2 separate regions of the Homo sapiens genome follow, and region 1 is linked to region 2. Evidence: chromatin contacts called from ENCODE Hi-C or POLR2A ChIA-PET data. All regions are on one chromosome and are shown on one strand. Each heading gives the region's core, a stretch centred on a gene start or an enhancer-like site at or near the end of the contact. The rest is flanking DNA. Distances are from core to core; before and after follow the strand shown. Region 1 has its middle 26 kb from the start of RICTOR. Region 2 overlaps OSMR (oncostatin M receptor).

What was found. A loop is a pair of places that touch in the nucleus more often than their neighbours do. ChIA-PET counts read pairs that join two places held with the same protein, here RNA polymerase II (POLR2A).
Region 1: a map of PC-9 shows a loop between it and region 2 (7-fold over the local background). The contact joins two enhancer-like sites. A Hi-C loop is called at or near these places in 2 of 168 maps with a recorded cell type or tissue (HepG2 and PC-9). POLR2A ChIA-PET finds 5 or more read pairs at or near these places in 1 of 52 experiments (MCF 10A).

The regions. Positions count from the first base shown.
Region 1 is chr5:39,098,306-39,101,665 of GRCh38, forward strand. No RefSeq gene overlaps it. Among named protein-coding and RNA genes, the nearest start is that of RICTOR, 26 kb to the left of the region's middle. Within about 2 kb of position 2,111, at least 4 of the 41 ENCODE cell types and tissues checked have a DNase peak (open chromatin) inside an H3K27ac peak, as active enhancers do; they include PC-9, where a contact is called at or near this core.
Region 2 is chr5:38,852,801-38,856,193 of GRCh38, forward strand. All of the region lies in intron 1 of OSMR (oncostatin M receptor), which reads left to right. Among named protein-coding and RNA genes, the nearest start is that of OSMR, 8.5 kb to the left of the region's middle. Within about 2 kb of position 1,436, at least 3 of the 41 ENCODE cell types and tissues checked have a DNase peak (open chromatin) inside an H3K27ac peak, as active enhancers do; they include PC-9, where a contact is called at or near this core.

The sequences.
Region 1 (3,360 bases), core at 861-3,360, 250 kb after region 2:
TCTTCAGTTATTTTAAACTGTATAGCTCATAATACCAAATTTATCTAACATTAATTAAATGTATATATATTAAATGTATATATTAGATACCAAATTTATCTAACGTTAATTAAATGTATAATTAAATATATATTAATCTAACGTTAATTAAATGTTAATTAAATGCATGTAACGTTAATTAAATGTATATAACTTCCTTTCTTAAAACTAGGCATTCGACCTCATTTAATATTATTTTTATTCTGATTGCCATCTGTATCATAACAAAAAAGAACTAACAATTTTCCTAATTTCTGCCTTCCTTGTGTCTCACTGATAATTTTCAAGCTTTTGTTTGTTGCTTATTATTATTATTTAGTGAGATAAGGGAGAAGTGTGTATCATATATAAAATGACAGCAGGATATCACAATTAAGACCTTGTGCACAGGGTGTAAGCCTTATTGGCTTTGTAATTTGGGAAAATCATATATCATCTCTAAACCTCATTTTTTTCTTTTTTTTTTTTTGAGATGGAGTCTCACACTGTTGCCCTGGCTGGAGTGCAATGGCACAATCTCGACTCACTGCAACCTCTGCCTCTGGGGCTCAAGTGATTCTCCTGCCTCAGCCTCCCGAGTAGCTGGGATTACAGGTGCCCGCCACCACGCCCGACTAATTTTTTTTTGTATTTTTAGTAGAGACGGGGTTTCACTATGTTGGCCAGACTGGTCTCGAACTCCTGACCTCGTGATTCACCTGCCTCAGCCTCCCAAAGTGCTGGGATTACAGGCATGAGCCACCACGTCCGGCCGCCTCATTTTTTAAAATGACTGAGTGGGAGGGTATAAAAGCCCAGCTCCCTTGCCTCAAGGTGACATAATTCAGTGATGCCTTTCTTGCTGTGGAATCAGGTGAGACTGGGCTTTAGCTGCCTCTACGTCTTTGTCTAACTTCTCCTGTGCTCTCCTGCTTCCTCACTCCTTACAGGTTTCTCCTGAGAGCACATCCTTAACAAATCCCTTGCACAAGAATTCCTGTCTGGAGCTCTGCTTCTAAGGAACCGGACTGTTGTGGACTGATTGCTTGTGCTCACCACACCTCCAAGTTTCATATGTTGAAACACAATCCTTAATGTGATGGTATTTGGAGGTTGGGTCTTTGAGAGGTTGGACCTTTGGGGACTTAGGGATTGTATTGGGAGGTTGAGTCTTTGATAGTGAAACCCTCATGGGTGGGATCAGTGTCTTTATAAGAAGAGGCCAGAGAGCTAGCTCACTCTCTGCTGTAGAGTGAAGACAAGAACTAGGCAGTCTGCATTCCGGAAGAGGGCCCTCCCCAGAATCTGACCATGCTGGCACCCTAATCTTGGGCTTCCCACCCTCTCCAGAACTGTACTAAACACATTTCTATTGTTTATAAGCCACCCAGTCTGTGGTACTTTGTTATAGCAGTCCAAATGGATGAAAACACCAACCTAAGATATCTTCCTAGTAAGTCTACTTCTGTAGATAGATACATTATGAATAGTGGAGATCTTTGGTTGTTGTTTCTCCTCTAGATGAATGCACAAACACCTATATGTGTTCTTTAATACCTTATGGTTTTGGTTTTTGTAGTTCTGCACATTCATTTAGATCTTGGAAGTTAAGTAGCCACTATAGCTTAGTGCACCTCTTTTAGATCCATACATATTAAAGATGAGAAGCCAAAAGAAAACTCAGGTCCCCTGAGGCATGTGGGAGGATTTCAGTGCTTTACTTAACACAGCTTCCACCATTTAGGGTGAAGCTCTGACAAACATATTGAATTTGCTTAAGTATAGTAACCTAAATTTCAATCCTAACTTAAAAAAGATTCCCTTTAGTACTGCTGCTAGAGACATGATGGAGAGCTAAGCTTTCATGTATGATTACATATGTGTTGAGATCATCAAGTTGAAAGGGAAGATGTGGTTTACATTACTAAATAATGAACTTAATATAAAGTTTTTGAAAAATATGACAATATTTCAAAGATCTATTTCCAAGAACCGAGATGAGAGGGCTTACATTGGTGGTCATTGCAGATATTTCTTCACTCTCCTTTGTTGATAACAACCTGGCCTCAGACAGCCTACATTATTATGAGAATATTATTCTCAGTTGAGCACATCCCAAACCACAGTTTGACTGTAGACTTCTGTTTAGTTTCAGGTGAGGGTATTTGCAACATTTCAGATGCTGAAGAATGTTGTGCAGCCACATTACTTTTTATGATCATATTCTTATTAGATCACTCAATGGCCTTTGGTGCTACTAAAAGCGATGGAATCTGGCTATTATAGACACTAAATACATCTTGTCCATCACTCACCTGTACATAAAGTTTCCACAATATTGGCAGGGTTGGATAGCTAGAGTGGCCTCTCCTTCATCTGATTTATTTCTTATCATAAATGGCAGAGGTTGCAGACTAACTGCGTGGGCCAAATCTGGCCTACGGAGATATTTTTTTGCTCTGAATAGTGCATTTAAAAAATTGAATTTACGATAAAAACAAGTGGAATTTTTATATATAAACTTCGATTTCAGCTTCTCTTGAAAAGGAGGAGAATCAACACTGGGCTCACAACTCATCAGAGCTGAGTCATACGTACATCAGCAGGACCTACGTGGGAACCAAATAGCAAACTCAAATTGGGAAATTTGAGGAAGGTTTCATTCAGTGATTGTTTACAAATGTGTGAACAGTATGTCAGGAAGCCACAAAGTAAAACACAGTACCCTAGGGCTGGTAAACACAGGAAGTGGTTGCAATCCTGAAGGGGCAAGTCCAGGGAGAAGCACTGGAACCTAGAGAGCCAGCACAATGTGGAAAAGCCTGTCCGACAGAGCTGTGGCCTTTGAGTGAAGGACACCGCCACCTTGTAAGGATTTCCCTGAGAGGATGCCGAACAAATAAACATCCAAACTTCACTCCCCGTCCCTCTCATTGAGTGCTATTGCTCCCCCACGGGCCCAGTGAAACTGGCAGCTGAAGTCAAGGGAACCTCTTGAGTCCAGTCCATAAAGGTTGGTCTCAAAAGGCACAGAACAGGATGGAGAAGGTTGGAGAGGGGGAATCCAGAGGACCAAACAGAAGATACCCAGCATAATTAGCAACTCATTCCCATGGACAGAGCTTATATTCTACAGTTTGCCACAGGCCCCTCCCTACCTTCTCTACTGTCTCCATACCAAATTACCATTTATCATCATGCCAATATGATGTTTCTCACAGGACAAAACTAATTTTCTACCAATATCTGTATCAAAAGTGAGCAAGGAATGATAAAGGACCAAATTATTCAAGAAGACTGAGGGAAAACAATACATCAGAGAAATATTAGTATGTGTTTAAT
Region 2 (3,393 bases), core at 186-2,685:
GCTCACTGCAAGCTCCGCCTCTTGGGTTCATGCCATTCTCCTGCCTCAGCCTCCCGAGTAGCTGGGATTACAGGCGCCCACCACCACGCCCGGCTAATTTTTTGTATTTTTTAGTAGAGACGGGGTTTCACCGTGTTAGCCAGGATGGTCTCGATCTCCTGACCTCGTGATCCGCCCGCCTCGGCCTCCCAAAGTGCTGGGATTACAGGCGTGAGCCACCGCGCCCGGCCCTATTGTTTTCATTTAAAGCACTAAAATGTTTCAATGTTTGTTAATCAGTATAGCTATCTTTATCATTCTTCACCCTCCCCCTACATCCTTATCTTTTTTGCTTATGAGTTTTATATCATGCCTAACAGATTATAAAACTATTTACCTATGATTTAATCTAGTACTTTTAATGGTTTTATTCCTTGCATTGATATCTTTGTTCATCTGGAATTTATTTTGCTGAAGGAAATGAGGCAATAGACTTAATGATAAAATTAACATTAACTGGGTTTGCTGTATGTAGGTTCTCATAAGCCCATTTAATCCTCATGCCAATGCTATAAGGTAGGTTATTTTATTCTTCTCCTTCTACAGAAAAGGACATTGAAACCTAGAGGGGTTAAATCACTTGTCATTGGCCATATGGTTTTTAAGTACCAAAGTAGGAATTTGACCCTAAGCATTTTATGTCAGAGTCCATGGTACTTAATTATTAATATTACAGCTTCCTTTTCCCACAAGTCTGCGTGCTATTGTTCCAGTACCATTTTGGGGAATGATTTCTGTGATCTCAAAAGTGATTTAAAATATCACCTTTAGCATATGTACATATTTTTTGGATTCAGAATACCCTTGGATTCCAGTTTTTCATTTTTTTATTTGGCTTCATTTACCTTTTAGAGACTCAGCTTTAATCCTAGCTGATGTCACAAATTGCAGAAATCTTGAACTGAATGTTGCGTTTTTAAAAAATCAGTTATTCATCAGCTAATTCAATTTTATAAATCAGGATTTACCTTATAACACTGGTGGAAACACTTAACCATTATCCAGTGGACAGGTTCAAGAGGTGGGGTGTGGGGGACGGACATGAAAGGAGAAATACTCAAAGCTTCCCATGGCTGTAGCTTCTGACTGTGGAGCCTTGAGGAGGAAGGGAATTGGAGTGAACACTTGTAAGTAATCAACCCTATGCTGTAAGGCAGAGGCCTCTTCAAAGGGGCTCTCAAATATATAACTGGCAGTACTCTTAAAAAAAAAAAAAAGATAACCGAGCCTGAGAATCATGCAGAACCCGCAAGAAGTAGCATTCAACTCTTTGTACTGCTGCACAGGACTCTTTCATAAATGCATACACCCAGGCATGAGACCTCCAAGAAAGGGCTTCTTCCTTTAAAATGGCATTTGCATAAGACATCATCAGGTCACCCAGCCAGTTTTGAAGTTTGTCAACACACCCACATTCTTGGGACGTGAATGACTCTTATCACGCTGCTTCTCATGGGCATTATTTGTGGTGAGGAAACTTCCCAGGAATATTTCAGTAATGACAGAACAAGAAGTGTGGTGAGGAAGGGCAGACTGAAATCCATTTAAAAAGTTGTGTTTTATTACGCATGTGATATTTTTCTGAGGGATTTTCATAAGCATCTTTACTGAGAATGAGATTTTGCAAAGAGACAAGATTTGATTAAGAAGTTCTACAAAATCAATGGGTAATTTTTCTTTCCTTCTTTTGCCCTGCAGAGAAGGAAAGTCAATGCAAGATTTATAAATTAGGCAATATTTGACAATAGTAAAAGTAGAAAGGCCTGAACAGATATCTATTTTCATTAAAAAAAGATTGAAAGCAAAGAAGAGAGAATGTGAGAAAATTAGTACCCATTTTTATTCATTTATCAAATACTTACTGAGTAGCAACTGTCTTCTGGGACTGACAGACAATGGGGAATAAGATCCAGGCCTGCCTGCAAGTGGCTTATAGTCTAGTTGGGAATAATGGAGACCTGAAAAAGAGAGAGAAATGAAGAACAGATTTGGGGAAAGGACCAAGTAGTGGGGATGAAGTAGGAAGTATTTTTTCCCTTTCTAAATTCTGCTGCTTCACACTTCCCTGACTTCCTTTTCTCACTGGAAGTTGGAAGTAGCAGTGCTCCTCACTGACAGTAGTCGAGAGAGAAAGCCGGCCGGGTGGATGAGAGAGCTGGCTGCCTTTCTTGTGCCAGAAGCAGAGCTGCAGAGGAGACACCACCAAGGTTGTCCCGGCCAGAGCAGCAGTGAGACTGTGTCGGGGCTGCAGGGGCTGTGCAGATTGCTCACCCCCACCACACAGCCCTCACCCTTGAGGCAAGCTAGGAAAGCCTGGCCCAATCTTGGATTTTCACTTGATCTGCAGGAGGGGCCACAGTAGAGGGTGTGGAGCAGCCCAGAGCTTCGTGCGCTGACCTCCTAGCTTTTCTGTCTGTACTTCTGGTTTGGTGATGGTCTAGTCTTATGGGTTTAAGTACTATGTGTAAGCACTGAGGATGCCTGAATGTATATGCCTAGCCAGGACCACTCCCAGACCTTCAAACTGTGTATCCGGCTAGCTGCCTGACATCTTTTCTTGGAGATGAAATAAGCATCTTGAACTTAACATGTGGCAAATTGAACTATTGATACAGACCACCAGGTGTGTTACTCCCACACTCCTCTGCTCCTCCATAAACAGTAATTCCATTCTTCGAGGGGCTCTGGTCAAAACTGTTGTAGCCATCCATGATGTGTCACTTTGTCACCACCCCTGTCCTGTCAGCTCTATCTTTTAAATCATTCTCAAATTCCACCACTGCTCACTGCTTCCACGGCTGTCACCTGCTCTGAGACCCTCATCATTCTTCCCTGGACCATTGCACTAACCCCCCCAACCCCCACTGCCACCGCCACACCCCCCCACCTGTTGTCCCTCACTTCACTGTTGTCCCTCACTTCACTGTTGTCCCTTCAATCTCTCATCCTTGCAGGCTTCTGTTCAATGTAAACCAGACCACGTTACTCCTCTGCTTAAAATCTACAGTGGCTCCCATCTGGCCCAGAGCAGAAGCCCAGTTTCTTCCCATATTTTGCCTGCTCTGTTCTGCCTGTCTGCATGCCCTCTAGATGTCTTCTCTGGCTCTCACCAGCTTGCTTGTTCACTCCTCTCTAGTCACACCTGGCTCCTCCTCGTTCCCTAAATCCTCCAAGCAGCCCCCAACCTCAGGGTCTTTGCAGAGTTTTCTCCCTCACCTCTGGGCTTTTCGTTGTGTTAGTCAGGGTCCCATCCATCAGGAAACAGTTGGCACACTTGGAATAGGACAACTTGAGGAGAATTTATTTACAAGGTATAGAACTGAGGACTTCTTGGGTCTTGGAAGCAGCTAACTT